Regions from separate parts of the Mus musculus genome. Here region 1 is linked to region 2. A link is a loop called in an ENCODE intact Hi-C map of the cell type or tissue named here. Cell type or tissue: gastrocnemius. All regions are shown on one strand. Links, peaks and the distances in the headings refer to the core of each region. The heading gives the core; the rest is flanking DNA.

Region 1 (10,334 bases), core at 891-8,890, 150 kb after region 2:
GGGAGGGAGGGAGAGAGGGAGGGAGAAAGAAAGAGAGAAAGAGAGAAAGGAGGAGAGAAAGAAAGAAGAAAGAAAGAAAGAAAGAAAGAAAGAAAGAAAGAAAGAAAGAAAGAAAGAAAGGAAGGAAGGAAGGAAGGAAGGAGGAAGGAAGGAAGGAAGGAAGGAAGGAAGGAAGGGAGAAAGAGAGGGAGGGAGATTGTGTGAGAAAGGAAGAAAGGAAGAAAGAAGGAAGGAAGAAAGAAAGAAAGAAAGAAAGAAAGAAAGAAAGAAAGAAAGAAAGAAAGAAAGAAAGAAAGAAAGAAAGAAAGGAAGGAAGGAAGGAAGGAAGGGAGAAAGGAAGGAAGGAAGGAAGAAAAGAAAGAGAGAAAGAGAGGAAAGAAAGGGAGGAAAGAAAGGGAGGAAAGAAAGGGAGGAAAGGAGGGAGGGAGGGCCAAAAGGCAGAGGTAGTGGGGGGGGAAAGAGAGGTAGCTGGGAAAGGAGGGGATGTGGAGACGGGGAGAAAAAGACAGAGGAAGCTAGGGACACTTGAGGCACATCTGGCTCTTCATGGAAAATACTGTCCTGAACACAGAGAGTTTTGCACAGGACTTACACACCCTCCTGCAGGATTCTGATAACCTCCTGACCACCCTTAGTCCCTAGAATAAAGTAGATACCATGGAAGTCAGTGTTCTGCTATAGTGCAGAGGAGGGCTGGCACGTGCTACGTATAGTTACACAGACAGTCAGGAAGATATGCACTGAAATAATGTTAGCAAAGATCTTCTCTGTGTTATGAAATTTTGTGTATGTGTGTGTGGGTGTGTGTGACCTTTGGTTTGTTTTCTTTATTCTTGCTTCCTAATCTTTTTTTGATGAATATCTATTACTTATATGATGATAGAAATACTAAAAATAAAGATAGCAGAAACTCAAATTATCTCCCCATCCTATGCCCTTTGCAGCAGTCAACACAGGCCTGAGGGAAATGAACAAACCTGAGCGGTTTCCCTGGTCTCTCGGTCTCGCCCTTGGTCATTCTGTTGTGTGCAGCTTGTCTAACAGGATGGAATCCAAAAGTGTCTGCATCTCAAAGAGACTGTTCTTTAAGTCTGCCCCTGTAAGAGATACCAAAGTATGACTCCCCAAAGTTCAACTGAAAGAGACCAATGAGTTCAGTTGAGCTTTCTTACAAAGCGTATGTGAGGGATTACGTGCAGGAGTAGGTGTAGAACTTGAGAATTCTACTGGTGCAGAAGTTGAGAAACATGACAGTTTTTTTTATGCATGCATGTTTGCATGTGAGTCCCCATGCTCATGTGTACATATGTGTTCGGAGTCTAGTGTTTGACACTAAGTATCTTCTTCACTCTCCATTTTATTTATTGGAGCAGGATCCCTCCTTGAACCTCACAAACTTGGTCAGCTACCTAGCCAGCTTTCCCCAGGATACTCTGCCTTCCCCTCCTAAGAACCGGGATTGCAGGTAGGCTGCTATGCCCAGTTCAGGGGATCCAAACTGTGCTGTTTAAACCTGCAAGGTAAGCACTTTATTCAATGAGCTTTCTCCCTAGGCCCTTAAGAAAAATGTTTGCTGGCTATGTGTTGTATGGTACCTTTTCCCAAGGACCATAATGCTATCTTGGGCTTTGCCCCTGGTAGCTATGAAAACAGATCAATATAACACTAGCCAGGTCTGTGGTAATGGCCATGGAGCTATAGACGCTTGCTATGTGGTGGAAGGGAGGGTTTGGGACCATCACCGGAGAGCCCTCCTTCTCCAGCTGCTACTGAGCCTGGGAGATGCTAACATATATATATACATACACACACACATATATACATATATATATATACACACACATATGGTTAACTGCAATGGATTGGAACTCGGTGGTCCTGAAGGTGTTCTGGTGTCACCATGCTCCTGTAACCCCTCACATGGCTCTATAAGAAAGCTCATTGGTCTCACTCAGTTGGCCTTGGGTAAGTCACACTTTGATTTATTGCTCACATCCATCTATGGTGACTGGACATTCATTGTGCCTTCCCAGGAAAACGTAACACAAAACCACACTGGCTAACTGGGATTTTTTTATATTGTGTTATCTGCAAACAACTCGCATTAGAGCAGATTCTTCTACTCAAATGACGCAAGGCTTTTTTCCACTTGTTTTTCTTTCTAATTTGGACAGATCTCTGCTGTATTCCCTGTCCACCCCCTTAACCCCCACTGCAGGATCATAAACCCCAGCCCAAACTTGAGTCCTTGAGGTTTTTGGAGTCTGTCACATTGGAAGTGTGAGATACAGCCATCTGGCAGGCTACAAGGCAAGAGGTTTTGAAATATTTATGTTTGTGAAGCATGAGCCATGATTTTTAACTGTGTGTTAGAAGCTGAGCAGGCACACACTTGGGGCCTAGGCAATGCAGCCAGCAGCTCTCAGCTGACTTCTCCCTGTAGGAGGAAGCAGGCATGAAGCCTGCTCCATAAAGAAAGAGAACACAGAGTGGCTCTCTTTCCCCTTGCTTGGCCTTCGGTGTGCTTTCTAAAGGAGTATTGGTTGAGAGAGAATGAGCTGATGCTGAGATTAATAACTGAGGATGCTCTCGGAGGCCCTATAAGCTTTAAAAATGCTTTACAGAGCTGGGCACTGAAGAGTAGACGAGAAGAGCCCATCTTAATCAGCAGTGTGAGTTTAAATTTGGGGCTCTCTGGCAAAGTATCTGCAAGGGCCATTAGCTTTCATTAATTATACCATAAACAGAATTCTAGTGGAAAGAGCCACTGGTTACAGGAGGCAGGATTGGGAAGGTGGCTCAGGGGTCTTCGGGTGACAGTGGCACCCTGGATCTGAGTACACAGCTTTCCTCTGAGTACAGAACAGCCACACGGACCAGCTGCATTTCCAGGGATGGAGAAGGACCCACAGTCCACATCCCAGGAGATCATCATCTGCGATTTCATCAACTCTGTTGTCAAGCACAAGGGAAAGAATAAAGACCCGTTTCTGTTCTTTCTTTTTCTCTTTTACAATTTCAGCTGAACTGGTGGGTATCTGCTCACTCTTGTGGATGGTGGTCTCGGGACACTTTCAGGTTATTTTTAAAAAGGTGGGCACTCACTGAAAATGAGCAGTCTGCTTTTGTATTAATTTTGAAGACCATCTGTGATTGATTTACTAGAATGCTAATAATATTTTGCTTTCCTATATTTTCCTTCAAGAGCCTCCTAAATGTCTTCCCTAGCCTTATGCAATATGTATATGTATGTATATATGTATGTATATGTTTATGTGTATATGTGTGTATGTATGTATATATGTGTATATGTGTGTATATGCATGTGTGTTTATGTGTGTATGTATATACATATGTGTGTATGTTTATGTGTATATATGTGTCTGTATAGGTGTGTATATGTGCATGTGCATCTATATGTATATATGGCTATATTTGGATATGTAACTGTATATGCATATGTATGTGTGTATGTGTATATATGTTTATGTGTATATGTGTATATACATGTATATGTGGCTATATGTTTATATGTAACTGTATGTGTATGTGTGTGTATATGTTTATGTGCATATATGTGCATATGTATATATATGTCTCCATAGCTTGTCTGTAGAGGTCATTGTCACAGGTGGTACATGATGATAGGACTTCATGGTGGCTCCAGTTACAGGGAGCCAACCTTAGAAGCAAATGTTCTTCTTAAACCTAGTGTTGATGTGAGGGGTATCTTCTTCTAAACACGACTGTGCGTCAGCTTTGGGGATTTGTGTTCTGGGGTACCCTCTCTACCTCAGAAAGTAGAGTCAGAGAAGAAATGAATGACTGGGCTTCAGGGAAGCCATTAGGCAGCTACCGGTGAGTGTGGAGCCAGACACTGTGCTGAGGTCTCATTTTCTCCATGTCAGTGACTGTTGCACTGCTGTGACTGTGATACTGGACAGAAACTGCCCAAGGAAGGCAAGGTTTGCTTGAGCTCAGGATTCCTGAGAGTTTTAGCGCCCCACAGTGGGGAAGCCAAGGAAGAAACGCTCAGTCTGTGTCGGTGGGAGCATGTGGTGGGGCTCTCCACATCCGGGAGGATTAGAAGGCAGAACTCATGGTAGAACAAGCCAGGCCTAACCTTCAAAGGCCCACTCCAAGTGACTCACTTCCTGAAGTTTGGCTCCACCCTCTAAGGTTCCACAGTCTTCCACAATAGTTCTGCTGCTTAGAGAAGTGGGCCTGGGGAAGACATTGCACATGCGAATCATAGCATACTACATAGCAGTTCTGTGGGGAGGTGAGCATTAGAGCCCATCACAGATAAGAAAGCTATGGGTTAGAAAGGTAAACAACCTCTCGTTAGTATGAGGCCAGGATCTGAATGCAGATCATTTTATATAATAAATTGAATGCTTATACTAGGTACTGTAGTTTCTAGAAAGACATAGTTAGGAAGCATTTGGAAATTAATCTACCCCTGGAAGCAATCATCTTTTGAGTCAGAAGAACCATTTCCTGTCTCTAACCCACCTTCAGCTCCAGTCATAGGGCCCAGTTAGGGGCTCTTCTTGACACATTTTCAGTGAGCACTGAGGCTGAGAGGTTTTGTTGACTTAACTAGATCTAGAATCACCATGGAAACACACTTCTAGGTGTGTCGGGGGAGGGGGGGATTGTAATAGATTAGGTTGAGGTAGCAAGTTTCCCCGTAGATGCAGGCAGTTCCATTTCCTGGAGTCCTATAGAAGTGGGGAGCTAGCTAGCTGCTCATCAGCGTTCACCTGTCTCTGCTTCCACACTGGATCTACAATCTGGTCACCATGACCACCAGGTTCCTCCAGCATGATAGACAGCGTGATAGACCTGCCTGAAACTGTTATTCAGAAGAAACCCTTCACCTTGCTTTTTCGGTAACTTTGTTGCAGCAACAAGAAAACTTACCAATATGGTAGCTCTTGGTGTTAGCAGGAGCCTAACTGCTTAAAAGACTGAGAGGTTTGCCCAAATAAAGAACTTATCCCAAGGGCCTGAGCAGCCAGGAGGGTGATTCTAAGTAAACAGGTCTCTTAGCTCTGGGACTTTGTCATCTCACCGAACGAGAACATGGAATGAGTCACTTTGTGGTATCTTTCCACTCCTCTCTTGGCACCCCTGTCACATCCATGTGGTTCATTCAAGCAGCTTGTGAAAGTACCATTCTAGAACCATAGTTGAATGAACCACATACTTGGCGCTGTTTGTTTGGCTGGCCCACTTTCCCTTACACTACCACTTACAGCCATATCTCTGCATGGCCACCCACTACTGGCCTCCCTTCACCCTCCTATACCTACTGCCGAAGAGCAAGATGGGATCAGAGTCCCTTCTCAGGGAACAGAGCCTGACGGCTGGACCACTAACGTGTGAATTTGTGAGCCAGTTACAGATCAGGTCTTCAGATAGAAAAGAGGCGAGTTACAAAGATAGACACAGAGATGAGTCAGAAGCAGACTCTCTCCTTCTGCTTCTACTCTCCTGCCTCCGGCCCTTGTTTCCAGACGCATCCTGTTTGCCACTTTATAATGAAATTCTTTTGTTTTTCTGTAGACCTGCCTCTGGTTTCTGCACTAGCAACAGAGGATTTGGACTTTGTCTGAGCTTTGTGAGTTAGTGGCCTACCTTAACTTGTTCTTTGAAGTCCTGGTGTTAGGTCCATTTTCCCTGTAGGCAAATTAATTTTGCTCAGTCCAGAAGCAACAGTTTATCTCTGTATCTATTTTCACAAGGTGAGAGAGAGGCATGGATCAGCAGTGCTGGGAGATAAACAGCCGAAAAGCAAATGTACTGTAGAGAGCGAGCATCCATTATCCTGGATAGTGATCGATGGCTTGTTAGCTGACTGGTTTGGTTTTTTTTTTTTCTTTCTTTCTTTCTGCTTCCTGTCTGTGCAGCCTATAAACCTGAAGATGGGAGGAGAACAAATCTTGTACATAGAAGTAGTTGCTTTTCTTTATGTCTCCAGAAAGATGTTAGCTAAGAAGACAGAAAGTCTCTGCTGGTGTCAAATCAAATGGGAAGGAGAGTGAGCTGGAGTGAGAGAGAGCAGCTCAGAAGTGGGGGTGGGGGTGGGGGGTGAGATAACGTAGCTGCAGGCTCTTGGGGCCTGCATGCTGTATCAATATTTCAGAGCACAGTAGGGCTGTGGTCCCCAGCCTCCTCCTTTGGATTTCCTAAATGTAATGCACGGCAGGGAAGCAGCCATGTGGCACATGTATGCCTTTCCTAGGCAGCTATAACAAAACACCACCAGCTAGGTGGTGGCTTTGTTTTTAACATTTATTATTTTATGAATGGGAGTACACTGTCTTTCAGACACACCAGAGAGGGCATCAGACCCCCCATGACAGATGGTTGTGAGCCACCGTGTGGTTGCTGGGAATTGAACTCAGGGCCTCTGGAAGAGTAGTCAGTGCTCTTAACCATTGTCTCACTGTCTGCCTTCACATCCTCCCCACTGTTTATCTGGCTCGTGTCCACCTCTCCCCCTTCTTGGAGTAACATCAGTTTTACTGGATGAAGGACTTGCTGTGCTGGCCTATGACTTCACCTTAACTAATTATACCTGTACTGAGCATATCTCCAAATGAGGTCACATTTTGAGATACTGTAGATTTGGTTTAGGAATCCAACACATCTTCTGGGGCTGGGGAGTTATAATCATTTGAGCTTAACTCGAAGTAATGTGGGTATCGCAAGGAGTTCAGGCGAATGCAGTGGCGCTGATGACCTTCAGAGAAACACTTGTTTTCAAGACAGGATTTCCCACAACAGACTGAGCTGGCCTGGAATTAACGTGTAGGCCCGAATGACCTCACCCATGTCCCTCTAGCCTCACAGCCTACCAAGGTCTGGGATGACAGGCATTTGATTTTGCTTTCTGTTGCTGTGATGAAACATTCTCACCAAAAGCCCATCACGGACGAAAGTCAAGGCAGGAACTCAACATAGGAACCTAAAGTAAAAACCACGGAGAATGTTGCACTAGCTTGATTCCCCCAGGCTCATGATTAGTTAGGTTTCGTATACAGCCCAAGACCATTCCGTGCAAGTGTAGCACGACCTATAGAGTAGGCTGGGACCTACATCAATTATCAACCAAAGAAAAGCCGTAGAGGATCCCAGCAACCATGTGGGGTCTTGTGAGGAGCTTCGGCCTGTGGCATCTACTACAGGTGGGTGGCCAGGGATGTTTGGCAGGAGCTAGATGGGACTAGTTACTGAAGTTTAGGGAAGATGGGAGGTATGGAGCAAAGAGTACTGATAAGGGCATGCTTTTCCAGGCGAGAGATAGTAGCACCCAGCAACTGTGCCAAGAAGGCAAGTTGAAAAGGAACAACTCTGTGTGTGTGTGTGTGTTTTATCTGTGGAGTTAACTTGACAATAAAAACTAACCTGTTTAACAGGTATGCACACCAGGCTTCCTTAGAAATTTTGGTAAATTGATTGAGTAGCTAGTAAAGACCATTCTGATGAGGAGCCACCGTTGAGAATCTCTCCCTAAGGAAAGAATAGCCAGAAATCAGCATGGGGGTGTGTGGAGGTCTAGAGAGGATAAGGGATGCTCTTAGCTCCATCTTATTATAGCCACGAGACTAGAATGGGAGTGGTTAGTAGGGCTTCAACAAAGGGACATGGGGCTGAAGGAGGTCTGCAATCCCAGGGCTGAGGCCAAAGAACCATTGAGAAATGGAGGAATCAGTCCCACTGAATGGCTTGAGTCTGTGTGGTTAGGGTTATGGCACAGTGGATATAAAAAAGAATAAAGAATCAGACCCTGAGTTTATAAATGCCACTCAATTGCTAGGATCCCGTTTGACTCTCTGGCTGAGGACGAGCTACAATCTTCCCATTTCTAGTTCTGTTGCAGAGCCCAGGTTTAAAATAAAGGACTCAACAAACAATGCCTGAGCAAGGGGACAAATGCCTACACCAATTAGTCAGGACTGGCTGCCCAGCAAACAGGACTGAGTGTGTATAATTAGATCCTACATGGGGCGAGGCAGAGGGACAGGGGCTGACATGTTCAATCGTAACATCTATGCTATCTGTGACTGACATGGAGTAAGGAGGAAAAAAACTCAAGATAGAGAGAAGGAGAGGGGAGTCTGGAGAGTGTTCTAACTACTGCTGAGCTAGCTTTTGCTAATTAAGTTTCATTTGTGGTTTATAATAAATCAATGGGTGTTCCATATTCAAATGTAAGAATGTATTATCTCCTCAATCAAAAGATGAACTTGAATTATCTTTGTCATTGTCCGTGCCCCCCCCCCCATTCTATAATTGGTTATATTGATTTCTTCTGTCTGGGAAGAATATCAGAACCAATGCATAATTACCACGAAGTTGTACTCCTGTTAAAGTAATAGAAATATTAGTGGGACAGTCAAGTATTAAGTATTTCTGGGTACTACAAGATACTACCACTCAGTTCAGTACCTGGACTCATATTGCTGCTTCAGTCCATTAACAGCAAACACAAAGAATTCAAGGAAAAAATTCTAACTTCTATTCATAAACCAGAAACAGTTTTAGAAGTCATACTAGAGAGGGTTTTTAAAAAAAAAATCATTATGATAATTCAAACTGGCTACCAACAAAGGATTCTCTATTGACTTTGCAGAAATCTGGTCACCCAGCCAGTACAAAAATGTTTCCAGGGATGAAGAGCTCATCTGTTTGCCAGGAAGTCAGTTTTGTTATTGGACAACAGCTGGAGAACACTGGGATGAGACCCAAGAACCTGTATTGTAGTATCAATGATGTTCTGTCATATTATCTGTCAAGTCAAATCAATGCCTAAATGTGTTTCAGAATCCCCGATTAGTGTTTTCCAAAGTTATTTCAGCAAAGTAGTCTATAGATGAGAATATGATCTTACACAGAAGCAGGACATTCAGGAGAGAATAGAGAGCTGAAAAGACATTAGGCTGAGACTCTGAATTCAAGGAGTTCTCAAAGTGGCCAGCTGCCCAGTGATCAGGGTGAGTCCTGATCATAACTGGTAACTATAATTGTAGCTTACCACCTCAAATGATCACCTCCAAAGACTAGGAGAGCAAGGGACTTTATCAGCTTTAAATGGTCCAGACCTGAGGCTATACATTCTGAGCTTAATAGAGAGAAGCAAGAAGTAACGGTGTGAGATGGATCTCCAAGACCTGCTCTCTGTCCTCCAGCCTTCTTATGTGCACAGTAGCAAAGCACTTCCTGGTGCAGGTGGTTTGCATACTAGAGAAATACTGATGTAGGGCCAGCAAGATGACCAGCAGGAAAGACACTTGGCTTCAAGCCTGATGACCAATAAAGAAAGACATGTGGGCATTGTAAGGACTCAAGAAATGTTGCTGATTGTATTTGCTTTGACTTATATAAAACCACAATAATTTGGGGGTGACAACTGCATCTAGTTTTGGAAGTATCCACATCCAGCTGTTTACTAAGCAATTCTGGAATTTTGATGGGGGATTTGTCTTTTCCTATTTTCAGTCACTATAACAAAATACTTGAGACTGTAATTTGTAAAGAATTGAGATTTATGTGGCTCCAATTTCTAGGAAACCCAAGAGTGTGCTGCTGTTATCTGCTTGTTGCCTGTCAAGGGCCTACTTGCCACATCATAATGTGACTGAAAGTATCACATGGCAAGATAGTACCAGGATACCAGATTGGCTTCTCTTCTTCTCAGCTACCGGTTTCATCATGTGATCTCCACCATTATGACTTCATCTACTCCTAACTGACTCCTAAGAGCCTCACCTTAGAACACCATTAACCTCTGGGCTTTGCAGGGGGGTCACATGTCCAATACACAAATGTTTATAGTTTCCATAGCAGGGCTGGGGTTCCTTTTTAGGGCATGGTTTCACAAAGCCATTCTTTTTTCCATTCTAGAAATTGGGACAGGATCTCTCAATGTCTTGTCTTCCTTTCCATGATTTTTCAAAAGTTTACCCAGGTTGATCCTGAGCCTAGGCCCAAGGGTTCCCACAGTGCTCGAGGGAGTCATCCAAATAGGCTAGAGACGCAGACAATGGGTACATTCTTTCTCCCACAGTGTCCATATCTTTACCTTCATTTCTCATTGGATGATATTTGTGTTATTCTTTTCACTTGGAAGATCTCACCTTGGCAAAGATGTACGGTAGCAACAGACTGGATCCTTATGCTGGCCAGAACCCTAATTTGAATACTCCAAAAATACAGCTCAACTGATTTAATAAGAAAAGAAGGAAGGAAGGAAGGAGAGAGAGAGAGAGAGAGAGAGAGAGAGAGAGAGAGAGGGAGAGAGAGAGAGAGAGAGAGAGAGAGAA
Region 2 (10,334 bases), core at 944-8,943:
GCTGCTCTCAGCCTTGGCCAGAAAACTTCTCTTTGCAACAATCAATACAATGACTAACAAGTTGCCAAGTGCTGAGAGTGTCCAACTCCCCAAGATCTACATCACTGCTCTAAGGCCCAGGGAACAATAGCAAAGAAGTGAGTGACAGAGGGTAGGAGCTAGAGGTGGCGGTGACTGCTGTGCAATGCTATCTTCTGGATATACACGGCCATTTCTCTTATGAACTCCCAGCTGCTGTGGTTACATTCATAAGACTGGGCCAGTCAATGTCTCAATCACAAGTGAGGGTGGGACTAGAGGGACCCCGCCCCTCTGAAAATAGCTATTGGCAGCTAATTGGTAGCTTGAAGAAGGGAGTGTTGATTTTGTCTTCAGTGATAGCACCACTAGTAAGTTGCCCATGCTGCAAGAAATAGTCCCACAACCGTGGTCATATATCAACCTTAATTGAACTCAGGAAAAAAAAAAAAGGAAAGAAAGGAAGGAAGGAAGGAAGGAAGGAAGGAAGGAAGGAAGGAAGAAAGAAAGAAAGAAAGAAAGAAAGAAAGAAAGAAAGAAAGAAAGAAAGAAAGAAAGAAAGAAAGAAAGAAAGAAAGAAAGAAAGAAAGAAAGAAAGAAAAAAAGCAAGCAAGCAAGCAAGCAAGCAAGCAAGCAAGCAAGCAAACTAGCTATCAATAGGAGAACTATCTGTTGAAGAAGAGCTTAATGTGAATGGGAGGTGGAGTGTGAGTGTAAGGGTGGTAAGAATGGCCAAACTTCATGACACACATATATGAAATTGTCAAAGAACAAAAAATAACTTTATTTAAACACAAACAACAACAAAACAACAACAACCAAATCTCTCCAGTGAGAGTCAGGAAAAGGCCCATGGTGCTTGTCTAATGCCACCTCAAGCCTCATTTCTCACCACTGCTTCTCTCAATTCCATTCATATTTTATTCATGTGTGAAGGCCTCAGGGACCACAGAGTCACACTGCCACCTTAGCTCAAGCTCTGTCTCTTTTTGTAGGTGTATGTGAGAGTGTATGCCAAGCATGCAAGGGTACCACTCCTCCACCCACCCCTCTATCCTCCAACCCCCCCAACCCCATATCTCCAGCCAAAGCTAGAAGAAGGCATCGGATACCCTGGAGCTGCGGTTACAGGCAGTGGTGAGCGCCTGGTGGCAATGCTGTTAACTAAACTCAGGTCTTCCGGAAGCACAAAAAGCTCTCTGAAGTACTGAGTCATCTCTCTAGCCCCATGAGCTCTTCCTAACCCTGGCACTGTACAGAGTCATCTCTCTAGCCCCATGAGCTCTTTCTAACCCTGGCACTGTACATCAACTTTTTAATTTCACCTCATGTTTCACCTCCTTTGAAAAGCCTTTCCCAACCCTGCAGTTGGCACTGCCTTAGACCAGCTCAGACTAGGCCCTGTACTAGACCTCACACCCTACTCTGCTGTATTTACAAGACCAGATCCATGAGTGTCTTCTACACTGCAGCTCATCCATAATAAAATCTCCACCCATTTCCCTGTCCCAGCACCTCACACCTCTTCTACCACCTGAAAGCAGAATAATCAACATTTGCTGCAGGAAATTAAACAACCCACACTGAGTTTCTCTTAAAAAAAGAAGGAGGAGGAGGAGGAGGAGGAGGAAAGAAAAAGAAAAAACCCTGCACTGTCTCTGTAACAGTTAAAAGGTGATAAGGACATCTGTTGCTTCTGCCTCCAGGAGCAGAGGAAGCCACCCAGGGTGAGACTGGGTTGGGGATGGCTCTCTGCAGCTGCCTCACTGTGATGCTGTAGCCACGAGTGTAGAAGCTATGGAAGGATCCACTGCAGTTTCCTATACTCTGGAACCACGAGGCTGCGCCTAGAAAAGATAACTACAGCTATGCTGCGGTGTGTGGCCTCTGAAGGAGTTTGAGGGATTCCCAGAGGGAAGCCCTGTGAAATTGGAGATCTCCTCACAGAAATGATGCTTTGGGGCAAGTCCAAAGTGTTAGTAACTATCAACATTTCATCACACTGACAGGCGAACTGCCAAGAAGAGACGGAAATTGATCTCGGCCCTCGGGATCCAGCTCACAAACCGGCTTGGATCCTTCCTTGCTGGTCAGGCCCCTTCTCTGCAGCACGCTGTGTACCCGTAAGAATGAACACCACCCCTTGGTATCCTCCAGGCAGGTTCCTGGTCAAGCATGCTGAATGGATGCAAAAGCAAATCCCTAGCCCCTTGGGCTCTTGTTTGCACACTTCAGACAAGTGGACGCAAAGGCAAACCAAAGCAAAGCAAAGCTTTACCCTTCCTGCTCTGTTTTACTTAACACCGATGATAAAGTCTCAATGGAGAAGGCAAACAGAGGGATCTTAGCTGCTGTACTAATCAGAGAATGAATGCCATGAAATAGTAAATAAACCGCCAAGGAGTGGGGGAAACAAATACCCCAACCTCAGGCCTCTGATTAAAACAAAAGACTCTGCTCTATTTGGCTCTCTTTGCCTACATTACAAATAAAAAGCAAAATGCTTAAAGGTGAGGGACCACATTCTATTCATCTTCAGATACGCAGAACCTCCTGTCCTTCCTTCTCCCACTCTCTCTCCAACTGGCTCCGACGCCCTAGCGTTCCCATGGGCACAGGCAGATCCTGAACCAGGCCCCACTCGCCTCTCCATCACTGGTGTCTAGCACAACATCTGGTTCACTGTAGTTGTTCAACAAATGTTTGTGCAATTGACCTGAAATGATTCCTAGCAGAAATCTGCTCATGTTCCAGTGTGGGCGCTAACTCCCACAAATTATATTACGTCCTCGTATGGAAGATACGGAGGGTGGATCAGATCTTCTCTCTGGCTGCCTGGCTGCACACATTCAGGAAGCCCCCACTGCTCAGGGGTTGTCATTTACACAGAACACAACAGCAGCGGTCTCCCTTGGAGCTGTGTAAATAGCACCCTACCCAGATCCCTTCCCCCTTTTTAAATGGATGTTTAAAAAAAAATGAAAGAAAGAAAAAAGCAATCTCAGATGCCCAAGTATGCGTGACCTATTTATTGATAGATCAAATATTTGCTAAGTGCCTGCTAACTTGTATAGAACAGGAATGCGGGTCTACAAAAGCCTTGCTAATGAGTTGAAGAATCCAGGCATAGAATGAAATGGAGTTAAAACATGAAGTCTGAACACAATCAATCTAAATGAATAGGATACCCCCCAAAATTCTGAGGCTCAAAGGACAGAGAGGTTGCTATGGTCAGGGAGGTCAGAGGCCCAGAGCCTGAAGCCAGTTTTGTCAACATGGCTGGAAAGGCTTTGTGCTCTCATGGTGGAGCCCGTCTCTGAGAGGTGGCCATATCATGAGGGCTCTGACTTTAATCCCCTGATAGGCTCATACCATGGTGACATTATGGGGAGGTGTTGGAGAGTAGTGGGTAGGGCTTAGTTACAGGAAAGAGGTTGTAGAGGGCACGCCCTGAAAGGCTACACCTAGTCAGCAGGCCTACCCTGCTGAGTAGCTCTGCTCAGCCACGTGCTCCCTGACAAGCTAATGCCGCCCAGCTTCCCGAAGGCCATGGAGCAGCCAAGCGGGACTGAATCCTGCGACACTGTGAACTCAAAACGGACTCTCCCAGCTTTGCCCTGTTTCTTTGGTGTATTTCTCACAACCATCAAAAAGCCTAGCACATGGCCTCACTGGAGTCTACAAGGCACAGGGAATGGCTGTTTGTCTTTGGAGACTGTGGACTACCTCCACTCTCCTCCTCTGCCTTTTAGAACAGCGGAAGGAGGAGCAAACACCTCTGAGAACAACACACTTGGTAAACGCCAGGTGGCTGTATGGAACCCTGCCAAGTCTGAGCTGGTTCCTAGGACACATGTACCTGTCAAAAGGAGGCCAGTCTGTATTTACTTGAACTATGTGTTGCAGACACTTCCAAATAGCCCGTGCCCATAGAAGAGCACCACCATGCCCACGAGGTCCACCGCAGACCCCCCAAAGCCATTATGAAATGCCCAGGGAAGGCATTATGGTTTTCCGTCAGCAGGTTTATTTTCCTGGCCGTGTTTTGCTACAGCTAGCGAAGAATGATGCTGAGTTCCCTGGGCACATATGCACCGACAGATGGTGTAAGAGGACTAAAATCACACGCGCTCCTTCAGAGGAGCCAGCTTGGAATGCTAATGTAATCTGTGGAGACGTTAAACAAGGAAAATTGAGAACCGACTCCCAAATCTGAAAACTAAAACTATCCAAAGAATGAAATCTATGCCCAGGACACCAAGCCCCGGATCCTATATGCTTTCCTCACATAGCAGTTTACTAACCACCACAATTACCTCCTCACCTACCTTACAGCCAGAGGGTGAAGCTCTCGTGGGGGTAGGAGGCGACCAGAGCATCCTATTCATCTTTAGACCCACAGTACCTGGCATAAGTACCACTTGCTCAGTGTGTGTGGTGTAAGTTAAATGACTAGACAAGCAAACACCAGCAGATCCGGGGGAAGCAGGCTCTGTGAATATTATCCTCTGAGCAAAAGCTAATCTGAACAGGGATGCGGGTGTCATCTACAGACACAACCTCCCCTGCCTCTAGGCTCTGGGGAAGCAGCTGCCCCATGCCACCCAAGGCCAAGAGCAGCCAAGTGGAAAGCCAAGACCAGACCTTTGCCTCTCTACCTCTTCAAGGCTCAGTACATGCCCAGTTAAGCAAAGTGGGAAACCAGCTGTTAAAATCCCCTTTTCAAAGCACCCACGTCTTGCCCCCGGCCAGTTCTAATGGGAGCAAAAGTAGGGGAAGCCTGCTTCTTCCCACCACACAGTGTGATTACAGAAGCCCTCTCTGCCTCCCGCGATCACCCAGCTAAAGGGTTCAAGCCTAACACGAACAGAGATGAGGGTCAGTCTGTCTTTTCCATCGGTAACTCTGGTTCGATAGCTTCGTGAAGGGAAGCCAAGAAATTATGCTGGATAAAATCAAACCTCGAGGGGAGAAAATCTACAAACTCCCAACACTTTGGTTTTGTTTGTTTGTTTGTTTGTTTTTTCTTAGACATAATCCAAGACTAACTCTCAAAAATGACTCTACAAGCTGATGGTTACTTCTTCCTGAGCCTCAGCTTCTCCGTTTGTAAGATGAAGCATTTAACCCTAGCATCTCTTCCAGTTCCATCTAGGACAACCCCTAAGACTAAATTTAGCACAGCAGAAGTCACCTGGCAAGTGGTGTGCATTCTACAACCACTATTTGCCTGTCGTTAATTTTTGTCATTTTAACTATTAGTTGTCTTATGCACAAACCTTTGGAAACAACACTTTTAAAAGCAAAGACATGTTCAAAACTCTCTAGTTACATGTGATAAGGAAGCAGGAGGAATTGTCTTGGGGAAGGAAGAGAAGCAGGAAGGATGGAGAAGGGGACAGCAGGCAGGGCAGTAGGACGTGGATAGCTGAGTAATAATAATAATAATAATGTCATATATGCTAAAAAGTAAATAAAATTACCATAATGAGTTTCTTTATATGTTAACCTTGAACGAGTAATTAAAAGAAAGATGATAGTTTTTATTCAAAGAAATAAATATTAGTTCACTTGTTTGTTTCTCCCAATGCCCTCTAAAACAGAAGGAAATAGTTATGTCACAGACATAACAAGCTTAAGTGATTTCCAGAGGTCTCAGCTCTCTGACCTGAACGTAGCGCTCCAGAAGCATCCAAAGGTCACCACAGACGACACCAGTGTGAGAGGACAGGTTGATGTCCAAAGAAGAGAAATAAGCCAGGCACAGCAACTGATGCCTGTAATCTTAGTACTTGGGAGGCTGAGGCAGGGGGATTGGCAAATTCTTTTGTTGTTTTTTCTTTGTTTTTCGAGACAGGGTTTCTCTGTGTAGCCCTGGCTGTCCTGGAACTCACTCCATAGACCAGGCTGGCCTCGAACTCAGAAATCTGCCTGCCTCTGCCTCCCAAGTGCTGGGATTAAAGGCACGCGCCAACACTGCCCGGCGGGATTGGCAAATTCTACACCAATTGGAGCTACACTGTTAAGTTTCAAGACAGCATGGGCTACACAGTGAGAGACCTTGGGTTTTTGTTTTTGTTTTTGTTTTTTTAAAGGAAGAAGTAGAGAGAGAAGGGTAGAAAAGATCTCTTTTAAGAAGAAGAGAAGGAGGAGGAAGAGGGGAGGTAACCAGAAGCACTTACTTCAGCTCGTTGGTCTCCATGCCCTGGGCAATCGCCATGATGATGCCTCCATGGTCACCCCAAGTATAGTAATGAGGTCCGGGAAGAGCCTGATTAAGGAAAACAAGCCAGAGGTGATGAGCTGCTGTAGAGATAAACGTAGGAATGGTGCCCTCCCCCTCCCCCAACACACACCACCCCAAGGACAGCTTCCAGTTCTCAGAACAGGTTCTTGTCCATCCTCTCTTTCACAATCCTGGAGTTGGAGAAAGCTAAGTTCTCACACTCCAGAGTATAGGCTACCTCAGCCGGAGAGCACTCTTCACTTGCCTAACATGCCTGAAGTCTTAGGCTTCATCCGCATGCCGCAAAATAAAAAACCAAGCAACCAGAGCTGCTGTTCTACTACAACAAAGTCAGCTCTCTGAGGGCTGTACGAGGGGACTTGGTGCCTCGAGAAGCGACCCACACAGTTTTCTGATACAGAGGTGCCTCAAGGGAAGGCCTTGATGGAGCGCCTCAGCTCCAGCCAGGGAGCTCAAACTTCCACAGAAACTCTTTCTACAAAAGGAACTGGCAAATGAGCCCTTGCAGGCTGGGGAAGTATGGGAGGAATCCCAGAGCATGTATCCCTTAAATCCCTTAAATGGAATGTACCTCTCTACCTAAGCCCCAAGCTGCATTTGAATGAGGGATCTTGATAGAACCTAAAGAGAATTGATGTAATACACACACGTGAACAAATTTGCTTCTATAAAAATGGGCCACTACGTGTGCAGATGACATAACTGAAGTAGCCACCACAGGTTGTTCACGTGAACCTGGGGAAACAGAGCCCCAAAAAAACTTATCCAAAGTCCTTTTAACCCAGATGACCACACACCGAGATTTCAGCAACAGAAGAAGCACAATGCCTGGGAATCAAGGAGAAATGGAGGGTTCTCAAACAAAGGAAAGCCAAGGGAGCCAAGTGGCCAGAGGGCCCTCACAGGCAGTGGCTCTGCAGGAAATGCTTAAGGTCATCTACCCAGGGATCATCAGGAACCAGAGACAAACAGGAGAAATGGCAAACCTGGGGTGGGGGGGATTCAAAACTGTTTATTTACTATTATTTAAAATCAGTATTAGAATTTAAGCAAAAATAAATGAGTGTTTTCTAAGTATGTAGACAAGATACAACAAGAGCAGAAAGGTCAGGGAGAGAACACAGACCCATATGATACAAATGTTCTGTATTTTATATACAAGTGAAGACTATGAAAGACTAGATATGCATGCTCTAATCCTCAGAGAACCCAATGAAAGAAAAGAAAAGAGGAGAGAAATACACAAAGACAGAGTCTAATATATCTGGTGGCTAAGGAGGGAGCTTAAGGGTAGAGCACCCAACAAGAATGTACAAGGCATTGGGTTCAACGCTCAGTACTGTCAAAAAACAAAAATCTAAATAACGCAAAAGGAGATGCAAAAAGAGATAGAGAAGAATGGACACAGAGGAAATAAATTTTAAAAAGTATTACATTAAAGCCTTGTACTGGCTGGTTTTATGTGTCAACTTGACACAGGCTGGGGTTATCACAGAGAAAGGAGTTTCAGTTGGGGAAGTGCCTCCATGAGATCCAGCTGTGGGGTATTTTCTCAATTAGTGATCAAGGGGGAAAGGCCCCTTGTGGGTGGGACCATCTCTGGGCTGGCAATCTTGGGTTCTATAAGAGAGCAGGCTGAGCAAGCTAGGGGAAGCAAGCCAGTAAAGAACATCCCTCCATGGCCTCTGCATCAGCTCCTGCTTCCTGGCCTGCTTAAGTTCCAGTCCTGACTTCCTTGGTGATGAACAGCAGTGTGGAAGTGTAATCTGAATAAACCCTTTCCTCCCCAACTGCTTCTTGGTCATGATGTTTGTGCAGGAATAGAAACCCTGACTAAGACAAGGCTTAATTCCAATAAATAACAGTGCCCAAGCAAAGCCCGGGGTCAGTGAGATGGTCCAGTGGTCAGGCCGCTTGCCTCCAGGCCTAACAACCTGGGTCTGCTCCCAGGACTCAGATGGTGGAAGGAGAGGGACAGTTCCCACATGTATTCTGACCTCCACATGCACCTACCCAGCTCCCCCCAAAAGTAAAATAATAGTAATAATTTACAAAAGAGCAAGGATGTAAATGTCTCATACCTAAAATCCTTTAAACAAAGACACAGATAAATAGTAAGTAAATGGACAGTAACAGATGTATCCAAAAGAAATTTTAAAGCCTTACATGTATAGACTTAGGAAGCATCTAAAATAAAATAGCTATCGAAACACAGAAAGAGCACACAAATAAGGAAAATTTTAATAATATAGTAGAGAAAACAATCAAGTCATTCCTACCAGGAATGAAATTATCTCTAAAGCTTCTACAGATATTAAGAAGATAGCAAGAAAAATTCACTAAATTTGAAAATCTTAATTATACACCAACTGGAAAAATTGAATTTCTTGCCAAAAAAAAAAATATTCTAAGGAGAAAATTCCCAGCCCAGTGGTGAATTACAGTAGACATAGCACCAACTTTAGCATAGACAGTCAGAAGCAAAGGAAGGGAGATGCACAACAGTCTAGTCTTACTTTCTGAGACTACCCAGATCCCAATACTGAAACTTACCAAAGACATTGAAAATAGGCTATCATATACTAGTATTTCTCACAAAGAGAACCCTATCATTTTTAGCACATCAAACCTAGTTATATATAAATAGAACAGCATACCATGACCAAGTGGGACTTATTCTGTAACTGAAAGTTAGCTTAATATTCAAGAGCCAAGTAATACAACCCATCATAGTAACTGAATAAAGAAAATCTATATCATTACATTGATATAGAAGTTTCATTTAACAAAAATCAATACCTGGATGTGATTTTTTAAGAGTTATCAATAACCTAAGACCAACGGGATTTTTCTCCAGGCTGATGGAATACATATACATATATGTATGCATATACACCACATACAACCAAAAGCATATTGTTTAATTCATGAGGCTGAGAACACGACTAGCTTTCCTAAATTACAAAGAGAGACTCTGTCTTTAAAAAAATAAAATAAAATAAGGAGACTAAAATGTTTATCCTCCAGACAAAGAACAAATTGGAATGCTCACTCCTCCTGCATCTACTCAACAGTGTCTGGAGATCAAAGTCACCACAGTAAGAGGAAGGAGAGGACTAGGAGAGCAGTGCAATGCAGGGGGGAGGAACAGCAAGAAGAAGAAGAAATGGTTTCATAAAAGACCAGGAAGGAACTGCCTCCTTTTGCGTTTGGTATGATTGTTTATAATAAATGCACATACACAGTAACTAAGAAAGAATCCAGGACTTTGACAAAGTCGGAGAATGCAGAAAGCATTGTTATTTATTAGCATAAAAATCCAGGCATGGGGGCACATGTCTTTAATCGCAGCACTCAGGAGTTGGAGACAAGTAGATCTCTGAGTTCAAAGCCAGCTTGTTCTGTATAGCAAGTTCCGGGTAAACCAGAGCTACCCAAACAGATCCTATCTCAAAAAACAAAAACAAAAAAACAAACAAACAAACAAACAAAACAAAAAAGTTACCAACAACAAAATGTTAGGGATAAACTTAAAAGAAAATTTCATTTGCAGTAATAGCAAGTTTAAATATTAAAGAATAATATACATAAACATTGGTATTTCTGGTTGTAGCTCAGTGGAGTGCTTGCCTAGTATGTTTAAGACCCTGGATTCATTCCCCAGCATTAAGATTAAAGAAAAGGAAAAAAAAAATGAAGTCAGGCATGGTGGCATATGCGTGTAATCCCCATACTTAGAAGGCAGAGACAGTAAGACCATGAGCTCCAGCCTGAACAACTGAAGGAAATGACATACAAGACTTCTACATTAGAAATGTAAAGATACCAAGAGAAATTAAAGAAGGCATGGAGGGATAGACTACAACTGTGGATCAAAAGACTCGGTGTTATTAAGATGTCAATTTACCCTGAAATCGATTTACGCATTTAATGTGTTCCCAGTGAAAGTCCTAGCAAAACTGGCAGGGTATGCAGACACACAAAGGACTTTGAATAATGGGAGCAATTTTGAAAATAAGCAAAGATCTCACCCTAATTGATTCCAACACTGGCTATAAGGTTTTTGGTA

Evidence for each region. Peaks named below come from ENCODE experiments on the same cell type or tissue, not always from the same donor. Only the 100,000 strongest peaks of a DNase experiment are listed, where the experiment ranks them.
Region 1: a loop joins it to region 2, with 2.6 times the contacts of the local background. A loop is called at or near these places in 2 of 42 quality-filtered maps.

Annotation. Positions count from the first base shown.
Region 1 is chr9:42,204,638-42,214,971 of GRCm38, forward strand. It overlaps 4930546K05Rik (RIKEN cDNA 4930546K05 gene), which reads right to left and starts at 4,594. Exons shown (of 7, transcript NR_040754.1): 1 at 4,516-4,594; 2 at 978-1,097. In gastrocnemius, for the core only: a CTCF peak has its summit at 4,017; a DNase peak (open chromatin) is centred at 3,997; H3K27ac peaks cover 1,155 bases.
Region 2 is chr9:42,051,071-42,061,404 of GRCm38, forward strand. It overlaps Sorl1 (sortilin-related receptor, LDLR class A repeats-containing), which reads right to left. Exons shown (of 48, transcript NM_011436.4): 12 at 6,201-6,289. Among named protein-coding and RNA genes, the nearest start is that of Gm16214, 34 kb to the left of the region's middle. In gastrocnemius, for the core only: a CTCF peak has its summit at 4,111; DNase peaks (open chromatin) are centred at 3,544, 3,849, 4,083 and 4,553; H3K27ac peaks cover 2,072 bases.